4 separate regions of the Homo sapiens genome follow, and regions 1, 2 and 4 are each linked to region 3. Evidence: read pairs that join two places in POLR2A ChIA-PET (ENCODE). Cell type or tissue: MCF 10A. All regions are shown on one strand. Links, peaks and the distances in the headings refer to the core of each region. The heading gives the core; the rest is flanking DNA. Region 1 overlaps CSNK1A1 (casein kinase 1 alpha 1). Region 2 overlaps CSNK1A1 (casein kinase 1 alpha 1). Region 3 has its middle 15 kb from the start of MIR145. Region 4 overlaps AFAP1L1 (actin filament associated protein 1 like 1).

The links. ChIA-PET counts read pairs that join two places held together with the same protein. Peaks named below come from ENCODE experiments on the same cell type or tissue, not always from the same donor. Only the 100,000 strongest peaks of a DNase experiment are listed, where the experiment ranks them.
Region 1: POLR2A ChIA-PET joins it to region 3 with 13 read pairs; 12 of 35 experiments call an interaction of 5 or more read pairs at or near these places.
Region 2: POLR2A ChIA-PET joins it to region 3 with 12 read pairs; 26 of 35 experiments call an interaction of 5 or more read pairs at or near these places.
Region 4: POLR2A ChIA-PET joins it to region 3 with 10 read pairs; 5 of 35 experiments call an interaction of 5 or more read pairs at or near these places.

What each region holds. Positions count from the first base shown.
Region 1 is chr5:149,512,642-149,520,344 of GRCh38, reverse strand. It overlaps CSNK1A1 (casein kinase 1 alpha 1), which reads left to right. Exons shown (of 10, transcript NM_001892.6): 4 at 1-55; 5 at 7,136-7,275. Among named protein-coding and RNA genes, the nearest start is that of CSNK1A1, 35 kb to the left of the region's middle. RefSeq lists a cis regulatory region at 6,671 and an enhancer at 6,587-6,756. In MCF 10A, for the core only: no CTCF peak of the experiment used is centred there; no DNase peak of the experiment used is centred there.
Region 2 is chr5:149,541,292-149,548,994 of GRCh38, reverse strand. The region is part of intron 2 of CSNK1A1 (casein kinase 1 alpha 1); the gene reads left to right. It also overlaps the pseudogene RPL29P14. Among named protein-coding and RNA genes, the nearest start is that of CSNK1A1, 6.3 kb to the left of the region's middle. RefSeq lists enhancers at 428-963, 3,193-4,102. In MCF 10A, for the core only: no CTCF peak of the experiment used is centred there; no DNase peak of the experiment used is centred there.
Region 3 is chr5:149,441,815-149,449,517 of GRCh38, reverse strand. No RefSeq gene overlaps it. Among named protein-coding and RNA genes, the nearest start is that of MIR145, 15 kb to the right of the region's middle. RefSeq lists enhancers at 3,378-3,672, 3,383-4,147, 6,689-7,506, 7,507-7,703. In MCF 10A, for the core only: no CTCF peak of the experiment used is centred there; DNase peaks (open chromatin) are centred at 1,767 and 3,457.
Region 4 is chr5:149,321,544-149,329,246 of GRCh38, reverse strand. It overlaps AFAP1L1 (actin filament associated protein 1 like 1), which reads right to left. Exons shown (of 19, transcript NM_152406.4): 15 at 6,530-6,641. LOC124901103 (a long non-coding RNA gene) reads left to right here. Exons shown (of 2, transcript XR_007058989.1): 2 at 4,333-5,026. Among named protein-coding and RNA genes, the nearest start is that of GRPEL2, 20 kb to the left of the region's middle. RefSeq lists enhancers at 6,081-6,606, 6,607-7,133. In MCF 10A, for the core only: no CTCF peak of the experiment used is centred there; a DNase peak (open chromatin) is centred at 3,896.

The DNA of each region.
Region 1 (7,703 bases), core at 1,173-6,172, 71 kb before region 3:
CAGAGACATTAAACCAGATAACTTCCTAATGGGTATTGGGCGTCACTGTAATAAGGTTAGTCAAATGCTCTTTGCATGAAAGAACAAAGAGTAAAGTTTCGACAAGAATTGCTTTGGTAAACTTTTCAATCTTTTAAAAAGCCATAGTAAGTTGAATTTGCTGTTGACAGTTGCTTTAAAAGATTGTGCTATGAGGATAATCAGCTAACTCCATTAACTTAGTAACTTGAAATAAATTATCTTCAACTTACCCAACCGAGGTTAGTTACCTATATGGAAATATAAAATTCTAAGGGCTGTATAATGAACTGTAGTTGTCTAAGTTATTTAACTGTTGAACAGTTGTATCTATTTTTCATTCACAAAAATAGCAAAAACCCCCATATTCTTTTCTTCCTGAATGCTTAAAACCAGATTTTAACCTTTGGCTCTGAAGTGTGGGTTTTTATAATATATGTGCTTGTGCCAGTGTGGGAACACTGACTTATCTGTCACCATGGTGTTAACATTTGCTGACTGAGCATGGTTGATAATGAGAATTCTTCAGTCCTTGAATTTGTGTATTTAAAAGGGTAACTTTTGGGCCTGCTTCAAAAGTAGTTGACAGTTTTTTACTTGGGTGCCAAATTGGGTGAGTTCTCCACCCCTCCCTCTCCCTTTAAAGGAAAATGTAGACAAGTGAAATGAACATTCATACAACAAAACTAGTGTTCATTTGGGGTCTCTGAGAGTGGTTCAACTTATGGGGTGATTGGGTTTTAGCTAGTGGCGCATGATTGCAGTTAGAAACTAATTGTGTTGACTTTTTTTCTGTAATGATTAGTCTTACTGAGTGAATTGCTTTCTTTATCGATACTATGTTGAGCTCGGGCAGACAGGCAGCATTGGCAATGCACTAAGCATGTTGTGATCTGATGATCTATCTGATAGAAATTCTCAACTTCAGGACAACTTGGGGGCTTTTTTTGTTTTTTTGTGGCTTTTTTGTTTTGTTTTTGGAAGGAAGATGCCCATTTGTTTTACTAAACTATTAGGAAATGTTTGGTGTTTTTAGGTCTAGCTATAAATGTTTACCTTTGTTTGCCTGTATGAATGCCAACTGGGAGACATTACCATTAGAATTGGTGTTATTTGTCAATGTGAGATACTGATGTTGGTCTGATTAGGTTTTAGGAAATTAAATTTTTTTGTTGAGCTTTAAATAATGAAAGGTGTTTAAATATACACATAACTTATCTTGTCATTCCCAAGTTGCATTAAAAAATATTTTATAGCTTTTCTCTGAAGTATCCAGGTTTTTATTACTGTAAAGCCTGGTAATTCAATTGAAAAAAAAATTACTGTTCTTAAGTTTTGGGGCAGTTTTGTCCATTTGACTCCAATCTTCTTGGCCATTTCCCAGCCCTCTCCTTCCTGTTTTCTTACCCCCTAAAAACCCATTATCACCATGTGATTCCTATTCTGCATCGTTGACATTGCAGTACGTGGTTTTTGCCTTAAATTTAAATGATGACCTAGATATCACTTTGCCTTCCCCCCCTCCCCCACAACCCCCTTAAGAATAGCTTGTTAATCGCATAGTTGTCTTAAGGAAGTGTAAGTTATCTAGTGGTGAAAACCTTTTTAGGAGGTTTAGGTCTCCTTTTCTCCTTGAGATATTAAAAATAATTTTGTGGAGCTGCTTGCTGCTTAACACTGTTTTAGAGAGGCCATGGGGAAGAAGCAAAGTGTTTTACTCAACTAAGATTCAAATGCTAAATGTTGCTCTTGAACATTTTAGATTAGTGTTTTGTTTATGTAGTTGATTTTTAGTGTTTTCTGTATTGTAGTTTGAAAAATGCCAGTTGTATGAGACTGGATTCTTTGGTCAGCTTGTTCCAGTAGTTTTCTATTCATGGGGAAAAAAAGGTTTTGGGGGGCTTTTGAGGACAATTTTTAAAGTTAAATTTCTTATTTGGAAAATTGTTCTGAATTTGATATTTAGGAGTGGCCACTCCAATCTTAGTGAATTTGCTCATCTCTTCCAGTAATCAGCCCTGCATGCTTACGAAAATAAATTTTAAGGTGACTAAATGCCTTCTACCTCTTCCTTACTGAAGATTTTTTTCCCCCGTACAATATTTTTTTGGGGGGGAAGGGCAGATTGTGGTACCAAAGATTGCAGATCTAAATTCCCCATTTTTGATTAAAAATATAAAAGAGCCAAATGTCACCATTGCTATCCCTGTTTCAGGCAGTGACACAAAATAGTGGCATTAAAAACCTGAGTAATTTCCAGAATTCAAATGTTCTTGAGCATGTGATTCTTATTTGGAAAACTGAGAAGCTACAGTGCTTGGTGGAAGAAGGATGGCATTTGGCTACCCTGTTCTTTCTCTAATGCCTCGGTGTTGCCTGTCTGCGCCGGCCATTGTTGCAATGTAAGCAATACTGTTTGATGCACTGCCACCCTCTATTGTCTGTTTAGTGTTTAGAATCTCCAGTGGGGAAGAGGAAAAGAAGCATGACTGTTAGTACTTCTCAGGACCCATCTTTCTCAGGATTAAACCAGGTCTGAAACTGTCTCCTATTCCAACCTCAATCCCAAATTCATGTGCTTTTCTTTTTTATTGTTTTATTTTGATGATTTTTGTTTTGTTTTAATTCTGGAGAATGTAGATCTTGCTCAAGCACCTCTTACGTTGGCATTATTCAGACATACTTGGCAAACATAACATTACTAAGATATTTCTTTGTGGCTTTTGCTTAAAACTTATAAAGTTTAGAAAAAAGCTAAATGAAAATAGGATATTATGTTTAGCTCTCTAACATACATATGAGGAAATGATGTTGGTCTAGTACTGAAATTGTTTACCTAATAGTAAACTTGAGATAGATCGTTAGTTTTTAAAAATTTATTTGGAGTTACACAACTTAATGCACGAAATATATTTAAATTCAGTTCATTAGTGCTGTATAATGAATATATTCTACCTCACCTCTCTTCCCCTTCCCTAAGGAACTTCAGGTAAGTGTAGATCAGATTTCAGATCTAGTGTTTCTAGAACTTATTTCCTCAGTCTGTATTCTCAACTTCTAGCAAATGGATATTTACAGAGCATTATAGGCTCTGGAACTAGAAGATACTGCATTCTTAACAATATAACAATAACATAGCTTAAGCACTTATCAAGTTATATGGTAGATTACCATTAGTAATACATTGAAATATATTAAATTTAGTTTTTGGCAGGCTGGATAAACACCCTACTAATTTTCTAAATTTGTAAGTAGAACTCTTCATATTTTGTTACACTTTTGTTGAAGTTAAATAGCTTTTTTATCACAAAATTTAAGTTCATAAATGTTCATGCTCCTGAGCAAATGAATCTTAATCATTCAGTTTAGTATACAGTGAAGAGGAAGTATTGGCATGAATAATCAAAAAACAAAAAACATGCTTTGTAATACCTTAAATTATCCACATGTATCATCTGGATAATCATTTAACCCTTTTCCATACTGCCCAGCTTTATTCCAGGAACCACCTCCAGCTATTAAAAAAGGTTTCAGAAATTCAGAGTTATTTTTATTCAGGCAAAGAAGTACCAAGTATTGTGACTAGTTAGATAAGGGGTGGGGGGAAGACAGTAGATGGTGGATCATTAGGCATATTATAAGAATAAAACTAGTTTTATAGTGCCTCATTTTTACTTACCCATTCACATATTTTGCTTACATTTCGTAGCATCATTTAATAATTTACAAAGAAAGTTGTATTACATTGTTTAGATTTTGTACATACAGGTTAGCTAGGTTTTTAGTAAAGTGACCTTGTGAATGTTTTAGAAGGGCAAGGGAAATTATGACCCCTGGTTAGGAAAAAAAAAAAAATGCTGCAAGTACTAAACACTAAGATTAGCCACAGTGATTTTGAAGAAAATGTGCCTCTATTGAATGGAATTATGGAATTATCCCCCTACTTTTTTTGGTTTTTGGTTTTATTTTTTGTTTTTTTTGGGGGGTTTTTTTGTTTTGTTTTGAGACGGGGTTTCACTCTGTTGCCCAGGCAGGAGTGTAGAGTGCAGTGGTGCGATCTTGGCCCACTGCAACTTCCACCTCCCAGGTTCAAGCAATTCTGTCTCAGCCTCCCGAATAGCTGGGATTACAGGTATGCGCCACCATGCCCGGCTAATTTTTGTATTTTTAGTGGAGATGGGGTTTTACCATGTTGGCCAGACTGGTCTTGAACTCCTGACCTCAAGTGATCCACCTGCCTTGGCCTCCCAAAATGCTGGCGTTATAGGCATGAGCCACTGCACCTGGTCAAATTATCCCCTATTTATCAACTCAGTTCCCTGTGCCTTTGAAGAATAGGCTGCATTGTTTAAAATGGGCGCAGATTTTACTCATAACATGTAGTTAGTAAAAATCCACAGAAAAGGAGCTTGATTCACTGAAGGAAGTGCCTGTGTCTTTGCACATAAAAGCCTATAGTAAAAATGCATTATCTTACGCTTATTTGATACTGACTTTTCCTCATTTGGTTCTGCCTTTACATATTTACAGCTTTTTGGTTGTATCTTTGGCATCATGTGGTTTCATGTAAACATTTCCATTATATGTTTATATTTATTAGTTTTAAACAGCAAAGCATACAGAGAGAGCTACTAAAGAAGCTTGATAGGTACCCGAAGGTAATGAACCACCAATAGTTTTATTTCCTTTTTTAATTTCAAGTAGTTTTCCTTTCAGTTGTTTACTGAGAATAGGCTATCTTTGTTCAGTACTAACATTTTTTTCCTGATGTATTTTCAGTTTTTATAAGAGGAGAACATTTCAAATTATTTGCTCTTTAGATTTTTGTTTTTAGATTGAGATGTTTAAGAAGATCGTGTTTACATATTTGTAGTTTACTTGATAAATAAGGTTTCCTCCTTTAGCGTTGTGGGAGGAAAGAACTCTCCAGCGAACACTGAATTTTTATAAAGCAGTCTTTTGGTTGTGAGAAAGTGTCTGGTTATTGAGTCACAAATGAAGCTATTGAATGTAGATTTAGACATGAATGAAACTGTTAGACATACTCATGTCAGAGCTCTTCCCTTTTGTCCTTCATTTTAAAGTACCAAAGGAAGCAATCCTAGAAAATGTGAACTGGAGGAAATTCTATGTACTAATCACTCTTCATTCAATGTCTACATATTTCTTAGAGATATTTTTTAAATACCATGAAGCTGAATGTCCTTTTGTGTTTATTTTCCCCATGTTTTCTTTTCACTATGAATCTGCAGAACTTAATCATCACTTTTGTTTTGCTTAACAAATGTATTTTGCTCATTTTAATATTTGTGTACTGATCTGGTTTTCATATCAAGAGAAACTTAAAGTATAAGCTTTATTTCTTAGTGTTTTACAACACAAATTTTCCTGTAATGACTTGATTGCTTAGGAAGGGAGTTTAATCTTTTTACTTTGAGAGTCTTCATCATCCAGTTAACATTTACTAATAATTTAATCTTCATTCTTTTATAGTAGACTAAGTAAAAATCAGTATCTCGTTGACATGGTGACTGAAGCTCAACTGTCAGTGTCTTTACTGTCCAAAGTATAATTGAGAATAGGTTATAATGCTTGGCTGAAATAGATGTTACTCATGCTCCTAGGAGAGGTACTGGTCAGATCTTTATAACCTAAATCAGTAACTTGCTTTATTTATTGACATGAAATCTGCAGGTTAGGTGATCAAGTTTCCCAGCACATCACAAATTATAAACTGGCAAAAGGGACCCAGTAGTCTAATGGAGAGAAGAACTACAAAATTTAGGAGTAACTAGAGAACAACAGACTAGGGCTATATAGTGTAAGGGCACATAGACCTGCCTAGCTTAATATTTGTAGATTAACTTTTATTAAAATATAGCATAATAGGTGATTTTATGACAAAAGCCAAAATTTTAAGTAAAGATTATTTCTTTTCATATGGTAGGTAAATATGAATATGTTTTGGATTTCTTTTTCATAAAAATAGTTATTTACTTATAAAAGGCTTAAGTTCTGGAGTGTAAACTTGAATTACATACAACAATTAGCTACATTATAAATGAATACCTTATTCCCTGAGTACCATATAGACATGATAACACTAAACGTTATTTTGTTCTAAACACTAGTTTTTGTTTTTAGTTAGCTCACTTAAACTGCTAATTGTAAGCCACCTTGATTTAAATGCTAAGCGCTTTTTGGGGGGATTTTTATATCAACTTGTTAAATTTTCCAGAAGTTTAACCTGACCCATTTGTATAATGTCAGTGCTAAGTAGTATTTTTTATTAATAAAAAGTCTTGGTTTCATTGGCAATGTCAGACTTTTAGGGTAGATAACAAGTATTCTGTTGGCACATTTAAGAATGGCCTTTGTAGGAGGGAAGAGTTCAGATAGTTTATATCTGGATTTTTTTTTTTTTTTTAAGAAAGAGTTTTGCTCTGTCACCCAGGCTGGAGTGCAGTGACGCGGTCTTGGCTCACTGCAACCTCTGCCTCCCGGGTTCAAGCGATTCTCCTGCCTCAGCCTCTTGTGTAGCTGGGACTACAGGCATGTGCCACCATGCCCGGCTATTTTTGTATTTTTTGTAGAGGTGGGACTTTGCCATGTTTGGTCAGGCTGGTCTTGAACTCCTGACCTCAAGTTATCCGCCTGCCTCAGCCTCCCAAAGTGCTGGGATTATAGGCGTGAGCTACCGCGCTCGGCCATTATATCTAGATTTTGAAACCTCATGTTTGTTTACCAGTAGTAACAGGTGTACAGACTATCAGGTGTCATTATGACAGATAGCACACTTGTTGCTTCTGCTGTCAAGCATGTATACATTTCTTTCTTTATAAAGACAGGTTCCTGAGTATGTAATGAAATGGGCCTGTGAAATCTGCAAACGACAAGGATAAACTACTAGACTTTTTTTTTTTAACTTGATTTATTGATGAAGACTAGTAAAAGCTTATGGGGGGGTGTTAAGTCTGTTCATTATCTGTTCTATTAATACTTAGGATACTTTATTTTGATATATTTGAATGCATAGAATAGATACCATTTAATGAATAAGACGCAGTTTAATTGAACAAGGTTGGAAACCTAATGTTTCTGTATTTCTCTTTTAAAGTTATTCCTTATTGATTTTGGTTTGGCCAAAAAGTACAGAGACAACAGGACAAGGCAACACATACCATACAGAGAAGATAAAAACCTCACTGGCACTGCCCGATATGCTAGCATCAATGCACATCTTGGTATTGAGCAGAGGTAAGTTCGAAAATGGAATGTGCTTATCATAGCCATAGCAGAAGCCATCAATGGGTTTTTGAAATATTTTAGTTTCTTACAATGTCTAAGGATGTTTCTTGGCTGAGGATTTGAAGGATGCTTATTAATCATTTTACCTGCTGCTTTAACCAGTGTAGAGAAGACCGTTAAATGAGGTCTTCTGGATTTTTTGTTGTTGTTGAAGGTTGTCTCTTGGGGGGAAAATACTGCGTGATAGAAAGTTAGAAGCATAAGTGCAATGTTGACGTTTCTTTTTGCAGCTGAAGATAGTACATATATTTTTAGAGCTATTTGGGGCTTTTTATACTTTAGTAATTCACGCTGAGTTTGGGAAGAATGCATTATTTATTTTTAAAAGGAAAATGTTATCAGTGTCCTAATAAACCAAAAGTGGGTTGATGGACCAT
Region 2 (7,703 bases), core at 1,270-6,269, 100 kb before region 3:
TTAAAGATCCTCTTCATGGAATGGAGACTAAAATATAGTTTAAAGCCCAGCTATTTTCCAGCAATAATCTAAAATAACATTTGCAAAATTATTCAGAATAGGTAAGAATGGTACTTACTGTTTACTGGAGCCTCTTCTTTAAGACGGAGTTTTCGCTCTTGTGGTCCAGGCTGGAGTGCAATGAATGGCACGATCTTGGCTCACTGCAACCTCTGCCTCCCGGGTTCAAGTGATTCTCGTGCCTCAGCCTCCTGAGTAGCTGGGATTACAGGCGCCCGCCACCACGCCTAGCTAATTTTTGTATTTTAGTTTCACCACGTTGGCCAGGCTGGGCTCGAACTCCTGACCTCAGGTGATCTGCCTGCCTCGGCCTCCCAAAGTGCTGGGATTACAGGCATGAGCCACTGTGCCCGGCTTTTTTTTCTTTTGAAACGGAGCCTTACTCTGTTGCCCAGGCTAGAGTGCAGTGGCGCAACCTTGGCTAACTGCAGCCTCCGCCTCCCAGGTTCAAGTGATCCTCCTGCCTCAGCCTCCCAAGTAGCTGGAATTGCAGAGCTGCACTACTACGCCTGGCTAATTTTTGTATTTTTAGTAGAGCTGAGGTTTTGCCGTGTTGGCCAGGCTGGTCTCCACCTCCTGACCTCAGGTGATCCACCTGCCTCAGCCTCCCAAAGTGCTGGGATTATAGGCGTGAGCCACCGGGCCCAGCCTGTTAGCCCCTTTTTCTATTCCAGTTTGTATTTTTCATGTCTTGAATTAAGGACTGGGTTGCATAGTCTTTACATGGAAACAACTCAAATAAAACTGTCCTTAAAAAGAGTTCCAGCCAGGCGTGGTGGCTCACGCCTGTAATCCAAGCACTTTGGGAGGCCAAGGCAGGCAGGTTACTTTAAGTCAGGAGTTCAACACCAGCCTGGCCAACGTGGTGAAACCTCGTCTCTACTAAAAATACAAAAATTAGCTGAGCATGGTGGCACGTGCCTGTAATCCCAGCTACTCGGGAGGCTGAAGCAGGAGAATAGCTTGAACCCGGGAGTCGGAGGTTGCAGTAAGCTGAGATGGCGCCACTGCACTCCAGCCTGGTGACAGAGCGAGACGCCATCTCAAAAAAACACAAAAAAACACAACAAAAAAAAAAACAAAGTTCCAATGCTGATTTACAGTTTTAATGGAGAATTGAGTGATAAAATGTGCTATTGGTTGTAAATGAGCAAGTAAATCATTTGGAAGAAAGTTGCAAATTTATCTTATGAGGTGAAGATTAAATCTGAGATGATATAGATTTGAAGTTTTTAAATCATTCTTGCCTTTAAAAAAAAAACCTACTATGTGGGAAAATAAGGCCCCTCACCCCTGATTTGCTTTCCATTACTATAGTTTTTCCTAGAATTTCATATAAATGGAATCATACGATATGAGGTCATTTGTGTCTGGCACTTTTCACTTAACATAATGTTTTTGAGATTCATCTATGTTGGGAGATTTTATAAATTTCACAAATCAGGTTAAATTTAATGTATTTGAAATCAGTTTCAAAAAGCATTAAGCATTGTCATTTTTCAGTGCTAAACCCAAGTACAGTACATGTCCTTTTATCTGGTAGCTTTTATTTAAGACCTGATACAGACCCATAAGGGCAATGAGTAATGTACTGAATAAGCACATGAATAAATTAACTTCTGAGCAGAATTATAGTAATAGGTGCCTATTATAAGGTGGTGAGTGCAGAGAGAGTTATGGTAGTTATAAGCTGTCTGTGGGTGAGGCTAAACAGATTAACCTGACTTTCAAGTTAAGGCTTCCTGAGAGATGGGATTTCAGGATCTGGCTCTAAGGAAGAAAGCTTGGTGAACTGGTTTGGTAAGGCATCCAAGAATAGAGTGTGGCTTCTGGGTGTAGTCTCTAAAGGAGAACACAGTAATTGGATGAGAGTGTGGAAAGGGTAAATTTGCTTTAGGAGTGGTAGGGTCAGGTACATGGAAACAAAAGTGGTTCATTGGTTTTAAAGTGAAATGTAAAAAAAAAACTGTTTCCACTGAAGCAAAAAGGATAAAGATTTATGTAAACATTCTTTATTTGGGTAGCAGCATCTTCCCATCCCCCTCAGTTTGTTCCCCACTATTTCTGTATCACCTATACATGGTACATACTTAATAAATATTTACTCGGAAAGTATTGAATTAAGTTGACTATTTAGTGTTAGCTAGATAAAAGTTATGTGTTATCTATTGTTTTAGAAGTATTGTCACTAATTTAAAAAATTTAGATTTTGCTGCCTTTATCCTTCATATACAAATTTGTTCAATCCCTTCCCTATGTTTTCTGTTACAAAATTCCCTATAGGATTTGCTTTTTTTTTTTTTGACATGGAGTCTCACTCTGTTACCAGGCTGGAGTGCAGTGGTACAGTCTTGGCTCACTGCAGCCTCCACCTCCTGGGTTCAAGCAATTCTCCTGCCTTAGCCTCCTGAGTAGCTGGGACTACAGGCACGTGCTGCCACGCCCAGCTAATTTTTGTATTTTTAATAGAGATGGGGCTTTACCATTTTGGCCAGGATGGTCTCCATCTCTTGACCTCGTGATCTGCTCGCCTCGGCCTCTCAAAGTGCTTGGATTACAGGCATGAGCCACCGCACCCAGCCAGGATTTTCTTTAAGATACTTTGGTATATCTTACAACAGAGACTGAAAATTACCTGGCCTGCGTAGATGACCTGCTGAATCAGGTCCTTCCTGTGTAATTTGAGAGACCTATTGTTAAGAAGCATAGCATCCTGAGTAAAGAGCAAGGATAAGCCGGGCGCCATGGCTCACGCCTGTAATCCCAGCACTTTGGGAGGCCGAGGTGGGCAGATTGCCTGAGCCCAGGAGTTGGAGACCAGCCTGGGTAGTAGAGACAGGTGAAACCCTGTCTCTACTAAAATACAAAAAAAAAAAAAATTAGCCTGGTGTGGTGGCGTGCGCCTGTAGTGCCAGCTACTCAGGAGGCTGAGGCAGGAGAATTGCTTGAACATGGGAGGCGGAGGTTGCAGTGAGCCAAGATCGTGCCACTGCACTCCAGCCTGGGCGACAGAATGAGGCTCCGTATCAAAAAAAAAAAAGCAAGGATAAGAGAATGGCATCCATTTTCTTGATATTTTAAGAAATGAAGCTTCCGGTTCTAGGCACTTGGAGAGCCGCGGCTTAAGGTACAGACATGGCCAAGTCCACGAACCACACCACACACAACCAGTCCTGAAAATGGCACAGAAATGGTGGGCTCCAGGTTCCTGAGGAACATGCACTTTGCCAAGAAGCACAAGAAGGGCCTAAAGAAGATGCAGGCCAACAATGCCAAGGCAATGAGTGCACTTGCTGAGGCTAGCAGGGCCCTCGTAAAGCCCAAGGAGGTTAAGCCCAAGATCCCAAAGGGTGTCAGCTGCGAACTCGATTGACTTGCCTACATTGTCCACCCCAAGCTTGGGAAGTGTGCTTGTGTCCGCATTGCCAAGGGGCTCAGACTGTGTGGGCCAAAGGCCAAGGATCAACCAAGGCCCAGGCTGCAGCTCCAGCTTCAGTTCCAGCTCAGGCTCCTCCCAAAGGCTCTCAGGCCCCTACAAAGGCTTCGGAGTAGGTATCTCTGTCTGCCAACGTGAGGACAGAAGGACTGATGCAACCCCCCTGGGCTGCCGTCTTTATGGGGCTGGGGTCCTCCTGTGCTATTAGTACAAATAAACCTGAGGCAGGGGAAAAAAAAAGAAAGAAAATTCTTGGACCTTGTCAATTAATATGTGAGAGCTCACTTAAAATTACAGTTGACCCTTGAACAGTGCTGGGGTTAGGGGCACTGAACCCCAGCCCACTCCCACTGTGCCCCACAGTCAGGAATCCAAGTGTAACTTTTTTTTTTTTTTTGAGATGGAGTCTTGCTCTGTCACCCAGGCTGGAGTGCAATGGTGTGATCTTGGCTCACTGCAACCTCTGCCTCCCAGGTTCATGGGATTACAGGCGCGCCGCCACACCCAGCTAATTTTTGTATTTTTAGTAGAGACGGGGTTTCACAGTGATGGCCAGGCTAGTCTCAAACTCCTGACCTCAGATGATCCACCCACCTCGGCCCGCCAAAGTGCTGGGATTACAGGCATGGACCACTGCACCTGGCCCCAAGTATAACTTGACTCCCCAAAAGCTTAACTACTACTAGCCTACTGTTCACTGGAAGCTTCACCAATAACATGATTGGTCAATAACTATATATATATATATATATATATATATAAAGCTCTTTACCCTCATCATCCTCACTTTGGGCTGAGGAGGAAGAAGAGGGGTTGATCTTGTTTGGGTAGCAGAGGCAGAAAAAAACCTGTGTACAAGTGGACCTGTGCATTTCAAGCCCCTTTTGTTCAAGGGTCAGCTGTATTGAGTTTCTGTTAAAACCTTTTTTTGTGTGTTCCATTCTAAATTGAATTAAGTTCTCCAAAGGAACAATTTAAAAATTTTTTTAAATTTTTTTTATATAGATGGGCTCTTGCTATATTGCCCAGACTGGTCTTGCATTCCTGAGCTCAAGTACTTCTCCTGCCTCAGCCTCCCAAAGCGCTGGGATTATAGGCATCAGCCACCGTGCAATGACCCAAGAAACAACTATGACATACCGAAAAATTCTTTATCTAGATAGGTTTTGGAGGTTTGAGCTGTAGATCTGCCATGTGATATTGACTGGGTCATCTACAGTCAGTCAGTTCCTTAATGTGTGTAAGCCCATCTGTTTCCTCATTTAGAACATAAAAAAAGGATTGTTCTAATGGGAAGGAGAGTGCTGAATAGAAAGATTTAGGGCTGCCTACCCTTCTTTTGCCAGCTAAATACTCATTTCCATTTGCCTTTGCATACTGAGCTTTTGGGTAGGGTTTTGTTTGAACAAGGGTTCCCTACTTAAAAGTGTCACTGGCCTCATTGATCCTAAGGACTTTTAGTCCTGGAATTTTAAGACCTATTTTCAAAGGATAGTAGCTAGAAAAAAAGCATTCCAGCAGTTTGATATTGTGTCTACTACTTGCCTTCCTTTCTTGTTTTTCCTATTTTTCTTTCATCTTTTATTATTTTTATTTTTAGCGGCAGGTTCTTGCTCTGTCACCCGGGCGGAGTGCAGTGGCTATTCAGAAGTATGATAATAGCACACTACAGCCTCAAACTCCTGGACTCAAATGATCCTCCTGCCTCTTAGCCTCCTGAGTAGCTAGGACTGCAGATGAATACCACCTCTCCCAGCTGCCTAGTGTGTTTTAATCACTATTTTTGCCCTCTGTGTCTGAAGGTCAAATGTTTTAGAACGTATTTATAAAGCACTAGTTAATCCTTACTCTTCACTTTTAAAAGCAGCTTAATCTTATCTTTGGCACTGAGCATATATCCTGTGAATAACATAATGGCTGTTATCAGAGAATAAAGATGACGCTGCATTGGATATGTCTTCATTAAGATATATTACAGTGTCCATGCTTAGCTTGGACTAAAAAAAAAAAACCAGAAAAACGTACGTCACAGATCACGAGAAATGTGCTTTTTAACTTGAAGGGAAACTGAATTCATGGTATACTAGAGCTGCTTTATACTGGCTTATGAGATAATGTAATAATGCTAGGTAGCATTTTAAGCTGGACAAAATGTTAGAGATGTATATAGCCCTATTCCTACTAATACAAATTAGACTGTTGAATCTCAGGGGAGTTACTGGAGTGTCCTAACTTCCAGTTCTTCTGAGAATCATTATCACCCTTATGTCAAGGTCAAATCATGCCCTCTCACACACTCCACATCGTTTCATTTGATACTGGAGAGCCATCCTGTACTTCTTCACTTGTTGGCATTTTGCCTCATAGACAAGCTGAAGAGCTCTTACATAAATATAAGTAACCTATTTGTATTTAATTAGATGCTTACGATTCAGGGTGTTCTTATTCTCCCTTTTGAATCTGTGGATTGCAGGATAAAAACTTGCTGGAAATTATTAATTTGTGGCCAGGCGCAGTGGTTCACACCTGTAATCCCAGCACTTTGGGAGGCCAAGACGGGCGGATCACCTGAGGTCAGGAGTTCGAAACCAGGCTGGCCAACATGGTGAAACCCCATCTCTACTGAAATACAAAAATTAGCCAAGCATGGTGGTGTGTGCCTGTAGTCCCAGCTACTTGGGAGGCTGAGTCAGGAGAATTGCTTGAGCCCGGGAGGCAGAGGTTGCAGTGAGCTGAGATCATGCCACTGCACTCCAGCCTGGGTGACAGAGCGAGCCTCTGTCTCAAAAAAAAAAAAAAAAAAAAATATATATATATATATATATACATATATATATATATATATATATATATATATACATATATATATATATATATATATATATATATATATATATATATATATAAATTTGTATCTCATTTCGGAGTAAATGCTTGAACCCATGTAAAGTATGTGGGTTATTCCTTGGCTTTAGTCAGTGGTCCCCAGCCTTTTTGGCACCAGGGACAGGTTTCGTGGAAGACAGTTTTTCCACAGACTGGAGCAAGTAGGGGGTGGGGTGGGGGTGGGAATGATTTTGAGATGATTCAAGTGCATTACATTTATTGTGCACTTTATTTCTATTATTATTACATTGTAACATATAATGAAATAATTATACAACTCACCTTGATGTAGAATCAATGGGAGCCCTGGGCTTGCTTTCCTGCAACTACCTGCTTCCATCTGGGGGTCATGGGAGACAGTAACAGATCGTCAGGCATTAGATTCTCATAAGGAATGCACAACCTAGATCCCTCTGATGTGCAGTTCACAGCAGGGTTTGCGTTCCTATGAGAATCTAATTCTGTTGATCTGACAGGAGGCTGAGCTCAGGCGGTAATGCCAGCTTTGGGGAGTGGCTGTAAATACAGATGAAGCTTCACTTCGCTTCTATACTGGATACCGGTCAGTGGCCCAGGGATCAAGGATCCTTGGCTTTAGTCATTTCTGGACCTAGATCTTTTTTTTTTTTTTTTTTTTTTTTTGAGATGCAGTCTTTCTCTGTTGCCCAGGCTGGGATGCAATGGCGTGATCTTGACTCACTGCAACCTCCACTTCCCAGGTTCAAGTGATTCTCCTGCCTCAGCCTCCTGAGTAGCTAGGACTACAGGCATATACCACCATGCCTGGCTAATTTTTTTTAGTAGAGATGAGGTTTCACCATATTGGTCAGGCTGGTCTCGAACTCCTGACCTCAAGTGATCCACCTGCCTCGGCCTCCCAAAGTGCTGGGATTACAGGCGTGAGCCACCGCACCTGGCTAGATCATTTTGTTTTAAAGTATATTTAAGCTGTACCTAAAATATCATTAAGTCTTGGTTTTCTCATGATCTGTCACTGTTCACCAGGGATTTTTGCTGTCAAGAATGAGTGTCTTCATAACTTTCATCATTTAACTTGGTGTTCAGTGTATGCACACAGGTAAAATGATGCTTTATTGTGTTACTGTTTTTGTTTCTAATTTCAATCTCAGATGGCTCTTAAAATTTTGGTTGACTGGCCGGGTGTGGTAGCTCATGCCACACCTGTAATCCCAGCACTTTGGGAGGCCAAGGCGGGCGGATCACTTGAAATCAGGAGTTTGACACCAGCCTGGCCAACATGGTGAAATCCTGTCTCTACTAAAAATACAAAAATTAGCTGGCCATGGTGGCAGGTGCCTGC
Region 3 (7,703 bases), core at 1,343-6,342:
TGTAAATCAGTGATAGTATCCTGAGGCTTTAATCATGTAGCGCCCCCTGCTTGCTTCAGGGCCTCAGGAAGAAGAAGCACTAAAATGGCAGCGAAGTGTCTAGTTACGCTGTGTGCAGGTGTGATTTCTATTAGTCTGCTTATATTTTATAACCCGCTTCCCTTTGCTTGTGCATTTTTTCTGGTCTCTGGAGCTTGATTTAAGATCTTTGTTTTTTTATTCTTTTGCTCCTATTTTTTAATTTGTACTTTCATGTTACGTTTTATGCATTCCTTTACACTTCTGTTAAGGTGACATTATTAATATTATTATTACTGCTATTATTATTATTTTCCATGAGTCTATATTACAAGCAGAAAATGGAATTGTGGGAGAATGCTTCCAAGTGTGTAAGCTGCTGTGCAAATGTGAGGAATTCTTATCACATACCCAAACTGTCTTGGAGCTGCACTGATATATAACATATTGCATCATGGAATCAAAAACTCCCTGCAAACCTGCAGCCCCAGCCCTGTGCCAGGGAGAGGCAAACATGAGGCATTTTTCCCCATGTGGCTTTAGGGACTAGAGTGAAGGATGTCCCAAAAGGAGACAAGTCCCATAGGAAAGGCTGAGGAAACTGGGAAGAGAAGCTCTGGGAGCCCAGAGCACTGTCTGAAAGACTGGGTGGCCCTCCTGAGGGAGAGAACTGGGTTCGTATGCAGAGTGAATGAATGAATATGAGGCAGAATTTTCTAACACTTTTCTGGCAAATCTATTCCAAAGACAAAGTGACCTGAGAGGTAGCAAGCACCCTGTCACTCTAGCTGTGTGAACTGTACAGTTACTCTTTCTATTAATACAGTGGTTTGGAGAGGATTCAAGCGTTGGGTGGAAGATGTGTGTATTGGGGGTGGGGGATGGGAGGGTGAAGGCTATGGGAAAATGAGAAGAAATAATGTGTCATCAATTAGGATTAGATTTGACTGCAGGAAACAGAAGCCCAAAACAGTAATGGCTTATATAACATGGATACTTTTCTTTCTTACTTACGTCTTTCTCCCATGAAAGTCTGAGGATGAGTGATCCGGGCTGGTGTGGCAGCTCTTCTCTGCCTGATTGCAGGGGTAAGGGAGTGGGAGGGGGCTCATGGCTCCTGTCTTTCAAATCACATTCCCTATCGTGTGGCCTTCATCCTCATGGTCCAAAATGGTGGCCAGCATATCCACATTCCAGGGAGCAAGATGAAAGAAGGGACAGTGACAGAAGGATGAAGGGGCAAAGGTGGAAAAGGAAAAGGAAGATTCTCAGAAGCTGCCAGGGGTGTCGATGCTCTCATCTCATTGGCTAGACTTAGTCACATGGCCATGGCCAGTGGCAAAGGAGGACGGGAAATGTTGTCTTCATTCTGGGTGGCCGTGGTCGCAGCTACCAAGTCCATCTTTGTGGAAGGGGAGAACGGATGTTGAGGGACAATCAGCAGTCTCTTCCCTAGATGATATTCTTGATCTCTTTCCATTCTAAAAGTCAAGTCCATGCGTTTGTTGTTCTCAATTCTCTATCACTATAGCCAAGGTCTGAACACTTGCCGTTGGCCCAAAGCAGGGATCTGAGTGACATGGAATGGTGAGACAGGTGAGGGAGGGTAGGAGAGCTCAGAGAGATGCCGGATATTAGAGAAGGGCAGCCTCTCCATTCTTCTTGCTGACTAAGCATCTTCCCAGTGTTTGGAAGTCTGTCCCTGGGAACATGTGAGCTGAGCAACCTGAAAAATTGCCTTCCCTTGGGGCAAAAGGTGTTCTGTCCTTGGCTTTCAAAGCTGGGCAAGTTGTGAAATGGGTACTTGAAGGATGTTTCCAAATTTGTACAAAAATGGAGGTGAAGCTATTGTTCACTGTGTCAGGAAGGGCCCTGGATTTAACTGCTTCTGTGAAGGGATTCATTCTGGAATTCAGAATCAGGAAAACGCTTATCTCCAGCTGAGCTCATATGACTTTCTTAGTCTGCCGACACATCAGATAGTGCAGTGGCCCTCTGTTGTGTTTGTTTCTTAGCATTATGCCTTTCACCTCCTTTTGGTAACATCACCTGCTTTTCTTCTGTGCAACCCATCCCCTCCCCACCTCAGCTTTCAGTCCATGTGGTTCCGATGGGGCTGATTCCATCCACTCTTCTCCTCCAGGGGGTGAGCACAATGCTCAGGCCTGTCTAATTGGAGTCATGGTGATGAATCTGGATTTGTTCATGGTTCAGTTTGGGCCATTAAGAGACAGCCCTGGGACTTTTGCTAACTTAAGTGGTGGGGCGGTGGGGAGGGGTGAGGGGAAACACATCTTTTCCAGTGTGGGTGCTAAGCTGATAAGATGTAAATCTGGAGTTGCTGGTGGCTATTTTTGCACCTTATAGAAAGAGTTTTCCTGGGAATGAGGGAATAAAATCAATACACAGGACAGCAGAGCAGAGAATGGAGAGTGTGACACATTACCAGTGACATTACTGGGCCCCTGGAACCAGCCATGCCTGAAGCTGTTATACCCCTGAATTTCTTTCTTTTTTTTTTTTTTTGTTGAGATGGAGTTTCACTCTTGTTGCCCAGGCTGGAGTGCAATGGCTCCATCTCAGCTCACTGCAACATCTGCCTCCCGGGTTCAAGTGATTCTCCTGCCTCAGCCTCCCTAGTGGCTGGGATTACAGGTGCGTGCCACCACACCCGGCTAATTTTTTATTTTTAATAGGGACAGGGTTTCTCCATGTTCGTCAGGCTGGTCTCAAACTCCCGACCTCAGGTGATCCACCCACCTCAGCCTCCCAAAGTGCTGGGATTACAGGCATGAGCCACCGCACCCAGCCTACTTCTGAATTTCATAGTATATGAGTCAATGTTCTTTTTTGCATAAGCTGGTTTAAACTGAGTTTCCATCACATACAAATGAAATTATCCCCAATAATACATTAACTAAAACATAATTCTGCCAGGAAATGGAAATAAGAATTTTGTGATTAAGAATGCTAAGTCTGGCCGGGCGCAGTAGCTCACACCTGTAATCCTAGCACTTTCGGAGGCCAAGGCCAGTAGATTGCTTGAGGCCAGGAGTTCAAGACCAGTCTGGCCAACATGGTGAAACTCCTTCTCTAACTAAAAATACAAAAATTAGCTGGACATGGTGTCACTTGCCGGTAATCCCAGCTACTCAGGAGGCTGAGGCATGAGAATTGTTTGAACCTGGAGGCTGCAGTGAGCTGAGATCCTGCCACTGCATTCCAGCCTGGGTAACAGAGCAAGACTCTGTCTCCAAAAAAAAAAACAAAAAATAAAAAAAGGGCTGAGTCATCTCAGCCCGATGATATATCTGCTGTTCTGCTTCTTCTATAGACAACATGTTGGGAGTCTAATGAGCTTGGACACCGTGGCAGAGTGTCTGTGAAATGGTTGCCAACGATTCAACCCTGTGCGTGTGTGCTGTCTCCCAGTGGGAGGTGAAGTCCATTCCCCCTCCCCTTAAATCATGACTCATAGCTTGTTTTATGACCTGCTTTGACCAGTAGAGTGTGGCTTATGTGATGGTGTGCTAGTTCCAGGCTGAGGCCTTACGAGACCTAGAGCCTTGTGCTTTTACTCCCTTAGAGCTCTGAGCTGCCATGTAAACAAGTCCAGCTACCCTGTGGGAAAGATTATGAGGCCACGGGAGAGTTGAGGCCTGGGCAGACACCGATGTTTCAGCCACCATAGTGAAGGCATGACATGTGAGGGAAGTTATCTCGAACATTGCAACCCCAGCCAACACCATGCATAGCAGAAGAATGGCCCAGGTGAGCTCAGCCAACCCGTGTGTGGGATATGATGAGGTTTCCCTTGAAATAATCTGCTCAATCTTTTATTCTTTAATTCATAGTATCCCCCCACTCCTTCTCCTCCTTCTTCCCCTTTTTCCCTGTTGCCTTTTTTAGATGCTCAGGCACACCTCAGTACCAGGCGTTATCCGTTCCAGCTCACATTCCTTTCCTTATTTGGAAAGGGGACTAACTTTCTAGCTCATTACAGACACCCCTTCCCCTTCTTTTTTACTTTCTTTTACGTGCCCACCCTATCTAAAAAAAAAAAAAAAACCAACGTTTAGCCAACCAAGATTAGTTTAGATTGTAAGACCCGACCCTGGCCAATGGGGAAAGGGTACAAAGGCAGGACTTGCGTCAAGAATAAAAGCTCTCGTGACCTTTGTTCAAGTGTGATCTCAAGGCAACTAGCCGAGAAGGCACTCCCCTGCGCAGAAGTAAAATTGCTTTGCTGAGAATCCTTTGTTCGAGTGTACAATTTCCTTAGGATTTTGAGCGTTATTCTTAACACGTGGAAATCATGAGAAATAATAAATTGATATTTTAGGCCAAGTAATTCCAGCACATCGGGAGGCTGAGGTGGGAGGATTGCTCGAGCCCAGGAGTTTGAAGCCAGACTAGGCAACATAGTGAGACCTTTCTCTACAAAAAGTAAATAAGCCAGGTATGGTGGTGCATGCCTATGATCCCAGCTACTTGGGAGTCTGAGGTGGGAGGATTACTTGAACCCAGGAGGCTGAGGCTGCAGTGAACTGTGATTGTGCCACTGCACTCCAGCGTGGGTGACAGAGCAAGACCCTGTCTCAAAAAAAAAAAAAAAAAAGCTATTTTAAGCCATTAGATTTTGGGTTGGTTTGTGTTGCGGCAAACCAAATGTTACTGCATTAGCTGACTGAAACACCCACTTGAGCAATTTTGGAATATCAGGATGTGTCACTGTATTAGTTGGTTCTTGCAGAGCTGTAAAGAAATACCTGAGACTGGGTAATTTATAAAGAAAAAGAGGTTTAATTGGCTCACGGTTCTGCAGGCTGTACAGGAAGCATGATGCTGGCATCTGTTCAGCTTCTGGGGAGGCCTCAGGAAACTTACAATCATGGCAGAAGGGGAAGGGGAAGCCAGCACGTCTTACATGGCAGGAACAGGAGCAAGAGAGAGAGGGGAGGTGCTGCATACTCTTGAACAACCCAATCTCGTGAGAACTCACTTACTCTCATGAGAACAGCACCAAGGGGGATAGTGCTAAACCTTGCATGAGAAATCTCCGTGCATGATCCAATCACCTCCCACCAGGCCCCACCTCTGACACTGGGGGTTAGATTTGGGTGGGGACACAGATCCAAACCATATCATCACTCCCTGGGTGTCTTATCTGAATAAGGCCCTCACTGAGAAACTGTGCTGGGCTGTGTTGGGACTGAGGGTCAGATGGGTAGAGCATCAAGACTAGGACTCTGGAACAATGAGACAAGGAACTCTGCTTCAGCACTGGAGGGTCCTGGGTTGCTGGGAGTTCATCTCGAGGAAAGACAGAGGTAGAGCCAAGATGTTTGCTTGGCAGCCTGACCGATGTCGGGGAACACCATTTGTGAGGCAGTCATTTGAACTGCCTTCAGCCCAGCCCCCTTTCAGGCAGCTGAAGGGAGACCAGAGACTGGTGCCCTAACCCCCCAAGCAGTGGTGGGCATGGTGGCAGGGGAGAAGCCCTCTCACAGCCCGCCTTGGGACAAGTAGAGAGGCCCACAAGGGCTGAAGTGCCGTTGACAGAGGCCAGGAAAAGGTGGCCTGGGGCAGGGGCTCTGAAATCACAGACCACTGAGTACTTCTGGGCTTAGAAGGCCCTGGGCCAGGAGAAACCGGGGTTAAGATTTTAACGTCTCTACCCTCCTCTGTTTTTCTTTTTCATTATCCTGCTTCAATTGGGCTTTGCCTTTCTAAACCATCTGAAATCCTTTTCAGAAGTGGGTGGGAGGCACATCAGATGCCTGAGAGCTGGGATTATCCCTGGAACCCCGGCAGGAGGCAGCGGAGCTGACAGTGCCCCCTCGGACTGCACCCGACCCACTCCAGGAAGGCCTCGAGTGTGAGTGCATGAGTGTGTGTGTGTGTGTGCGAGCATATGGAGGGGTGTGTGTGTGACTGTGTGAACATATGTAAGTGTGTGTACACGAACACTTGTAAGAGCTGTGTGAAAAATGAATGTGTGTTAGTGTATGAGAGTATGAGTGTGTGAGTGTTGTGTGTATACATAAGTGTGGGCGAGTGTTCGCGAGTGTGCAAGCTGTGTGGAAATGGGTGAGCTCTGGTTTGTATGAGTGTGTTGGTGTGAAAGGGTATGACTGTGAGCATGAATGTGTATATGTCTGTGTTAGCATGTGAGTGTGAGTGTATCTGAGTGTGTGAGTTTGGGGTGATTTGTGTGAAACGTGTTAGCATGAGTGTGCATGAGAGTGTGCATGTGTGAGAATGAGAACATGAGCGTGTGTCTGAATGTGAGTGCTAGTCTGTCCTCCTCATGGCACCACGGTGATCTTTAGAAAACGTACTGGTATCGTTCACTACCTAGTGGAAGGCGCTGCAGGGTGCCCACTGCTCCTAGGACCAGCCCATGCCCCTGGTGGCGGGGACTTGCCGTGGCTGATGGGGCTTCTCCTCCCCAGCCTTCCTCAGTCCTCAGTACCCTCCTTCCATTCCCCAGAGCTGGCCACAGCTGGTTGAAAGCAGCCCCAGGACAACTCTTCCTGGGGGGCAGTGCACAGGCCAGGGTGTCAGGGCCGGATGCTCTGGGACTGGAGAGTGCGGGGGTGTCGGCCGCCCAGGGGTCCAGGACAAAGAGAATGCTAATGTGCCAGAGGTACCTCTGAAACTTTGTCCTGACAACAGTGAGGCTGAAAAATCCCCAGGCCTTGGCCTTGGCCTTCCACGACTGCCAAGGTCACAGGCTCCCTTTCACTGGGATTCAGCCTGGGAGGCTGGAGACGCGCTCTCTGCTGCCCTCTTCTGGGCACCTGCCGCCTTGCGGATGCAGAGGGAAGCCAAGCCCACTGGCCCTGCAGAGCAGCTTCTAGTTTTGTGCGTGGGCACAGGGCTGCAGACGAGCCAGGCTGGGTGCTTCCCAAGGCTAAGGATAGGGGTTCACTGATGCTTGATGCTTATTGCAGGTCTGACACTTGGTAGATGCCCCCACAAAGGGAAAATGAACACACGGATTGGTTGAGGTGGTAATCAGAGGGGAAACTGAGCCCCAGAGAAGGCAACTTTGAGTTTGTTCCACAGGCGGGACTGGAACCAGGCCCTCTGGGTCCCCAGGGCTTGCCCAGCTGTGGCGTCATTGGGGCGTGAGTCCTGGCCTTTTCCTGCTTGCTATGAGCAGAATTTCCCAGGTGACTGGGCTGCCCCAGGAGAAATTGGAGGCCCTCCTGTTGGGGCAACTGGGTCAGGCTGGGCAGCGAGGGGCTGGAACCCAGCCTCCCTCAGCTGGTGCCCAGGCTCGCCCTGCCAGATTGTGCTGAGTTGGCCCACGCCTGGGCGGAAGATGACACGGACGCAGACACGCCCGGGAGCCGGAGGGTAGGGGGGTGCCCCAGATCCTCCTCTGGGCCTACCCCCTCTGCCACGCCATCATTACCCCCCAACAGAGGAGGATGTCAAGGTTCATAGAGGCTGGCGTTGCCCAAAGCCGCAGCCCCGGCATGTCCAAGCCTCTCTCCCTGCATCCCAGAACTTGCCAGTGAGTCCTGCTTCCTTCCTCCAGCTGCACAGGAGCTCCTCCGTGCCCTGCGCTGAGATGCGACCCCTTGAGTCTCATCCCGGGGCTCCCAAACAACAGCTGGCCTCATCTCTTCTGGTCACTCCATGTAGAAAAACGGAAGACACAGACACGCAGAAAG
Region 4 (7,703 bases), core at 1,734-6,733, 120 kb after region 3:
TAAGGGTTAAATGAGATGATTAATGAAAAGCACTTAGTATAGTACCTGGCAAATAGTAAGGGTTAGATAATAATGATAATATTATTAAAAAACAAATTTGTGATGTAGAACATACTTTGGTTTTAAAAGAGCATATTTTATAGTCAGTTTTCAGATATCTATAAGTCAAGGAGACTGTTCCATGTAACTCAGATCTCCAGAGATTCTAGACTTTGGACTACAGTCAGGCATTGTCCATTTTATTACTGGGGAAGGGGTTGGGGGAGCGAGGAACCTGGTGTTCTACTGCAGGTTCAACACTATGATGGACAATAAAAACAAATAATTATGGCAAAAATTATTTATTATTTACTACACACAAGGAACTATATGCTGAGCCATTCACTTGCATTTCCACTTAGTCATCATGAAACTTATTTTTTTTATTTATTTTGAGACAGAGTCTCGCTCTGTCACCCAGGCTGAAGTGCAGTGGCGTGATCTCAGCTCACTGCAACCTCCACCTCTGGGGTTCAAGCGATTCTCCTGCCTCAGCCTCCCGAGTAGAGTAGCTGGGACTACAGGTGCCCGCCACCATGCCTGGCTAATTTTTGTATTTTTAGTAGAGATGGGGTTTCGCCATGTTGGTCAGGCTGTTCTCGAACTCCTGACCTCAAGTGATCAGCCTGCCTCAGCCTCCCAAAGTGCTGGGATTACAGGAGTGAGCCACTGCGCCCAGCCCACAAAACTTACTGTAATTAATTTTCTTTTATTGTTGAGGAAACTGAGGCACACAGAGGTTAGGTCCCACTGCTAATGGTGGCAGAGCCGAGGTTAAACCCATGTCTCCATGTCTCTCTGACTCCAGGGTCCATGCTGTGCAATACTGCTCTAGCTGGGCCAAGGCCATAGTTCAACCTCTTAGGGAAAGTTTTACTTTTTTTTTTGTGCGCTATACAGAGGCGCACACAGCTTTATATAAGTCGGTGCAGAATAATTCCTGCAGTTTATGGATAATTGGGGGTCTTGTCTAGCCAGCTGCTGCAGGGATTGCAGTGGTCACCCAGTGACCCATGCAAAAATCTGTTCCTGACACAACTACCTGCAGTTCAAGCCTGATCATAAATACAGCATGGAGGGCCTTCTGGCTTTCATTGTTACTGATGAGAAGTCAGCTGTTAATGTTACTGGGGTTCTCTTATACATGATGACCTGATTTTCTCTTCTGCCTTCAAGATTTTTTCCTTGTCTTTGGTATTAGCATTTTTACCATGATGTCTCTTTTGTAGATCTCCTTGCCTTTATCTTACTTGGATTTCACTGAGCTTCGTGGATGTATAGATTAATGTTTTTCAATAAATTTGGCAAGTTTCAGCCATTATTTGAATATTTTTTATGCTCATCTGTCTGTCTCTCTCTCTCTTCTCCTTCTAGTACTCCCTCTACACATATGTTTGTGCACTTAATGGTGTTCCACAATCCTCTGAGGCTCTGTCATTTTTCTTCATTCTTTTTTTCTCTTTGTTCTTGGTTTGCATAATCTCTATTTTTCTGTCATCAAGTTCACTGATTCTTCTACCAGGCCAAATTTACTGTTGTGCCCATTGAGTGAGTTTTTCGTTTCAGTTATTGTACTTTTCAGCCTCATGATTTTTATTTGGTTCTTCTTTTTATAATTTCTATCTTTCTATTGGAGGCCCCATCAATATATTATCAATAATATATTCCATATGACTATACTATATAGTATAGTATAATATAGTAAGCATATAGCTATATTCCATATAACTGTAGTGTAGTTCCATATACGTATACTGTAGTGTACAGTCTAGTGTAGTGTAGTACTCAGTATAGTCTATTTCCTCCTGCAGTATGAAGCCAATTTCTCTAGAACAATGAGAAATACATTTCTGTTGTTTATAAGTTACCCAGCTTATGGAAGTTTGTTATAGCAGGAGGAATGAGCTATTATCAATAATATATTGATAGAGACTACCAATAATATAGGCTATCAATAATACAGACTATCTGTTAATACACTGTCATCTTCTGTTCCTTTATTTCTTTAAGCATGGTTTCCTTAAGTTCTTTAAATATATTTATAATGGCTGCTTTGAAATCTTTGTTAAATTCTACATTTGGGCCCTCTCTCAGGCAGTTTCTGTTGCTTGATTTTTTTCCTTCTGTATGGGTCACATTTTCCTGCTTCTTCATGTGTGTCATAAATTTTTGTTGAAAACTGGTCATTTTCGAGAATATATTGTAGTATCTTTTGATATGCATCCCCCCAACCGGGTTGTTGGGTTGTTATTTTCTTATTTGTTTAGTGACTTGTCTGAACTATTTTATTGTAGTCTACTTCCTCTTGAAGTATGAAGCCACTGATGTTGCTCCTCAGAGGCCATAGCCTTGGCATGTGTACAGTCACTCTGGGGTGACAGCGTATTAGCAGGGATTTCTGACTCTTTTCCTAATCTCCTGTTAAGCAGTCGGCCTCTGTTGCTATTACACCCAGCTCTACTAATTGTCAGGTGTTTGCTCTATTGATTTTGACAATGCATCAATTACTCCACAGCCTGATCCAATTAAATTCAGCCCCTTTACAGGATAGTTCTGGAGGCCCATCTTTGAGATTTGTTCTAACCCTAGGAGGGCTCTTTTTATTTTAAAAAATTTCTTTTTAAATATATATATATTTTTCTTTCTTTTTTTTTTTTTTTTTATTTTTGGCGACAGGGTCTCACTCTGTCGCCCAGGCTGGAGTGCAGTGGCACCATCAGGGCTCACTGCAACCTCTGCCTCTTGGGTTCAAGCGATTCTTGTGCCTCAGCCTCCCGAGTAGCTGGGATTACAGGTGCCCGCCACCATGCCTGGCTAATTTTTGTATTTTTAGTAAAGACAGGCTTTTGCCATGTTGGCTAGGCTTGTCTTGAACTCCTGGCCTCAAGTGATCCACCTGCCTCAGCCTCCCAAAGTGTTGGGATGACAAGGGTGAGCCATCACGCCCGGCTGAGGGCAATTTTAGCTGTCTCTTTCTGTGGTTCTCTCTGATAAACTAGCCTGTGGTTTAGTTTATTGTTCTCATAACCACCAAATCTCCATTGTTTTTGAGAGCACCCTTTGGTTTACACTTTCCCACACTCTGTTCCAACTAAAGTCAGTTCTTTCGAGGAAGAGCTTTGGAGTTCTCTGTTCTTATGGCCTGCCTTTCCCCACTCGGCAAAATCTCTGAGTCACTGCTCTGGATCCAGGGGTGGGAACAATGGCCTGTGCTGTGGTTTGAATGTTCGTACCCTCCAAAACTCATAATGAAATTTAACTGCAATTGTAACAGTATGAAAAGATGGGACTTTGAGAGGTGATTTAGGCCATGAGGGCTTTGCCTTCATGGATGGGATTAATGCCATTAAAAGAGAGCAAATTCAACCCCCTTTTGCCTCTTTGCCCTTCCATTTTCTGCCATGTGATGATGCAGCAAGAAGGCCCTTGCTAGATGTCAACACCTTGATCTTGGATTTTCCAGCCTCCAGACTAGGAGCTAATAATTTCTGTTCATTATAAATTACTCAGTCTCTGTTATTCTGTTATAGCAGCACAAAACAAATTAAGAGCCTGTTTCTCTTGGAGTGACATTCCTGTTATGAGCAGGGTGCTGGGTGGGGGCAGTAACCTCTGGTCTACTCTGCTTGCCTCTCCCAGCATGGAACCTCTGCCTTACAAGTGAGCTAGGATGAGGGCAATCAGGGCCCCAGTATTCTTGGCTTACCCTACCTGGGGCAAAGCCTTTGCTCTATCATCTGGGTAGAGGAAGGGAGCTTCCTACCTCTTGGCTGCAATCACCTAGAATTTAGCCTCTACAGCATGGAGCTGGGTATGACAAAAAATACTGGCAGCCTGCCCTTCCTGGGGAGATACTGTAGCCCTTGACTGGCAGCTGGGGGAAGAAGGAGCCCTGTTTTCTTGTCCAGACATGCCTGGAGTGAAGATTCTTTCAAACTGAGTTGGGGAATAAAGGGGTAGGTTGTGGCTCAAATGCCACAAACTCTCACTGTTCTTACTAAGATTTAGCAAATTTTCTAGAGTAAATGTTTCTTCATTTGCCCTTAGGAAAATTTCCAGACTTTAAGTAATTGTTTGTTTTAATAAATTTCACCAGCTACTGCTGTTTTGCTAGGGAGTGGGTCCATGCAGCTTCTCACGCCACCATTTTTCTCAGCAATCATCTACTTGGCCTCCATGATTCTTGCTTCCTGATATTCATGCCCTTTTATAGTCCCCTCCCACACTAAACAGTGCTGACCTGTGTAACCATTAGGATATTGGAGAATGACAGAGTGTAACTTCTAACCATAGGTCATAAAAGACCTTGCAGCATCAGCCTTGCTGTTCCTTCTTGGGTTGCTTGCTCTGGGGGAAGCCAGCTGTCACATCACAAGGATAAGCAACTCTATGAAGAAATCCCCATGGCAAAGAACTGAGGCCTCCTTCCAACAACCAGCACAAACTTGCCAGGCATGCAGTGAGCCATCTTAGAAGTGGATCCTTCAGCCTGTCAAGCCTTTAGGTGACTTCAGATGACCGGCCAACGTCTTGAGATCTCATGAGAGACCCCAAGCCAGAACTATCTATCCAAGCCATTTGGAGATTCTTGACCCACAGAAACCGTGTGACATAACACATGTTCCTGCTTATTGTTTAGAGGAGCTAAATTTTGGGTAATTTCTTATGTAGCAATAGGCAATTAATACATGATCGTGGGCAAAATCCTTTGGCTATAGACTAGATGTTTACATCCCCCAAAATTCATATGTTGAAACCTAATCCCCTTCGAGATGGCACTTGGAGGTGGGGCCTTTGGTAGGTGATTAGGTCACGAGGGTGGAGCCCTCATGGGTAGGATTAGTGCCCTTAGGAAAGAGACCCCAGGGAGCAAAAAGATGGTCATCACCAGGAAACAGGCCCTCACCAGACACCAAATTGGCTGCCACCTTGATCTCAGACTTCCCAGCCTCCAGAACAATGAGAAATAAATTTCTGTTATTTATAAGTTCCCCAGCTTATGGGATTTTGTTATAGCAGGAGAAATGGACTAAGATATCTTCCCTTTTATTTTCTTCAGTTTCTTCATCTAAAAAACAACCTTGTTGGAATTCATCAGTAGTTTTCCACTGTGGTTTCCCACTGCCCTTCAAGGAAGCTTATGACCCCACAGTGATGGCTAACAGGAAAAGTGGAGGCCAAGTGGGCCTCAACCAGAGTAGCTCCACTTTTATTTTTCTTTTATAAACTGGGCTTTCATATAAGATTTGATTTGAAGAAAGGGTCTGCTTTTTTGTGTGTGTTTGTTAGTTTTTTGTTGTTGTCGTTGACATTCGGTGATTTCTTTAATCTTACATGCTTTTTTCAGTTTAGATTTCCATTTTAAAATGGGCATTTCACAAGGCCCTGCATTTCCAGTGCCTCTGAGAGTAGAGTGCAAAGTTACACAACAACCTTCTGATTGTTCAGAGAGGAAACTCAGGCCCAGAGAGGGGAAAGGACTTTTCCCAGAGGTACACAGTAATTCAGTAGTCAAGGGAGGAATGAGGAATGGAATACAGATTTCCTGACCCTCAGAAGGGATGATCTATACAAATGAAATGGAGCTATAATACAGAAAAGTATTTTTTAAAAATAGGTATTAAAAAATAAAAGTAGATTTTCAAAAAGCACAGAACAGAACTTGACTCTGTTGAGATGCAGGGGGAAGAAATGTAAAGGAACAAAGAAAAAACTTTTGGAACATGCTGTCCCACAGGAAGCTGGCTTGTTCATAAAGATAAATCACACAGAAGCACAGATTACTGTTGGAAGTAAAAGAGAATTTACAACAGAGTTGCCTGGTGTACTTAGTCATTATTGTGCAGTGTGGTAATCAGGCAATTCACTGAGCTCCTGGGGGGTGCTAGGCAGAGCTAGGGTGGGACACCAAGGTGAGCTGTGGCTTTCATGGGAGCTGGCTCCAGGGTATTTGGATAGGTTCAGTTCTCCACTTACTACCCCAGTTCAGAAATCACAAATTGTTAGCCTCTGAAACAGATACAGCTTGTCATCAATCTCTCTCTCTCTATTTGGCCTCATTTGGTGCTAAATTAAAAAAAAATAGTTGCTGATATTAAAAAATAAGTAGACTTCACCTAAATTCTAGATTTCTGGCCTCTTTTAAGTAATTGGCAAATCTGGTGTTAGGGGCCTGGTACTGCTGCATAGGGATCATCTGCTGGAGCTGAGCAGCAGCCTCCCCTATAGTTGGGACCTGAGAAAACTGGGTACCGGTTTCCTACAGTACCTCCCCACCCCCCAACTCCCTGTCATTTTCCCTCTGAGGCCACATGCTAGCTGCCCTTTATCATTGTGCTTGCTCTGTGATTTTTCTTACGGTAGAGTATTTTCTTGCATCTCACTTTGCTCATTTATTTACCCACCAGGGAAACTGATTTTGAGATCCCTCCTATAGACTGCTTCCTTTCCTTCCTCCCTAGTCAGCAGGGGAGGCCCACACACAACTCACTGGAGGCGTGGCGTTTGACTTTGACCTGCGGGTCCACACGATGGGACTTCTCACTGCAGGAGGAGGCGTGACGCTTCACCTGGGCCCCTGTGGGGCGCTCGGGCTCCTCGTCCTGGTGGGAGATGGAGGAAGACAGTCAAGTTCAGGCAGGCGCAGACTCATCAATGCAGGGTGTATTGCGGTCTTTGCTCAGTATGGAGTCTTCTTGCTCTGAGATCTTGGTCTTACATTTTTAGACTTGCATAGCACTCAAAAATCATAAAGCACTTTTGCTAGCAGTATATCATTTGAACCTCATACCTTTCTGCTGGGGGGCAGCAGAAGGCAACCCTAAACTGCAGCACCTGCTGAGAGGAAAATTAGAAAGTCTCAAAAGACTGTGGGTGGCTATATTTGATTTATCATCGATACTTTTGTCTTTAGAACATTTGGAAGTATCCTGATTTTCTGAATTGCCTCAAAAAGAAAACAGTCTTCCCTCAAGAAGAAAAGTCCTGGATGAGATGAGCCAGTGATAGAAGTGACATAACTTAATAGATTAACTATACATTTGTGCATGAAGAATATTAAGAATACTAAAAATCCAGTGAAAGCTTAGGAAACCATGAGTTAAATATGATAATAATGTAATATAATAATGATGTTGTCAACAACAGTACTATCTACTTCTCTGTATAGGACCTTCCAATGTCTAGGCACTGTCCTAATTTCTTTTTTTGAGTGCAGCGGTGTGATGATGGCTGACTGCAGCCTCAACCTCCTGGACTCAAGTGATCCTCCCACCTCAGCCTCCCGAGTAGTTGGGACAACAGATGTGCATCACCATGCCCAGCTAATTTTTGTAGAGACAGGGTTTTGCCATGTTGGCCAGGCTGGTCTCAAACTCCTGGGCTTAAGTGATCCACCCACCTCAGCTTCCTATAAGTGCTAGGATTATAGGTGTGAGCCACTGCGCCCAGCCTAAACGTTGTTTTTTTTTTTTTTTTTTTTTTTTTGAGACAGAGTCTCGCTCTGTTGCCCAGGCTGGAGTTCAGTGGCATAATCTTGGCTCACTTCCACCTCCTTGGTTCAAGCGATCCTCCTGCCTCAGCCTCTCGAGTAGCTAGGACCATAGGCACATGCCACTGTGCCTGGCTAATTTTTGTAGTTTTTAAGTAGAGACGAGGTTTCACCA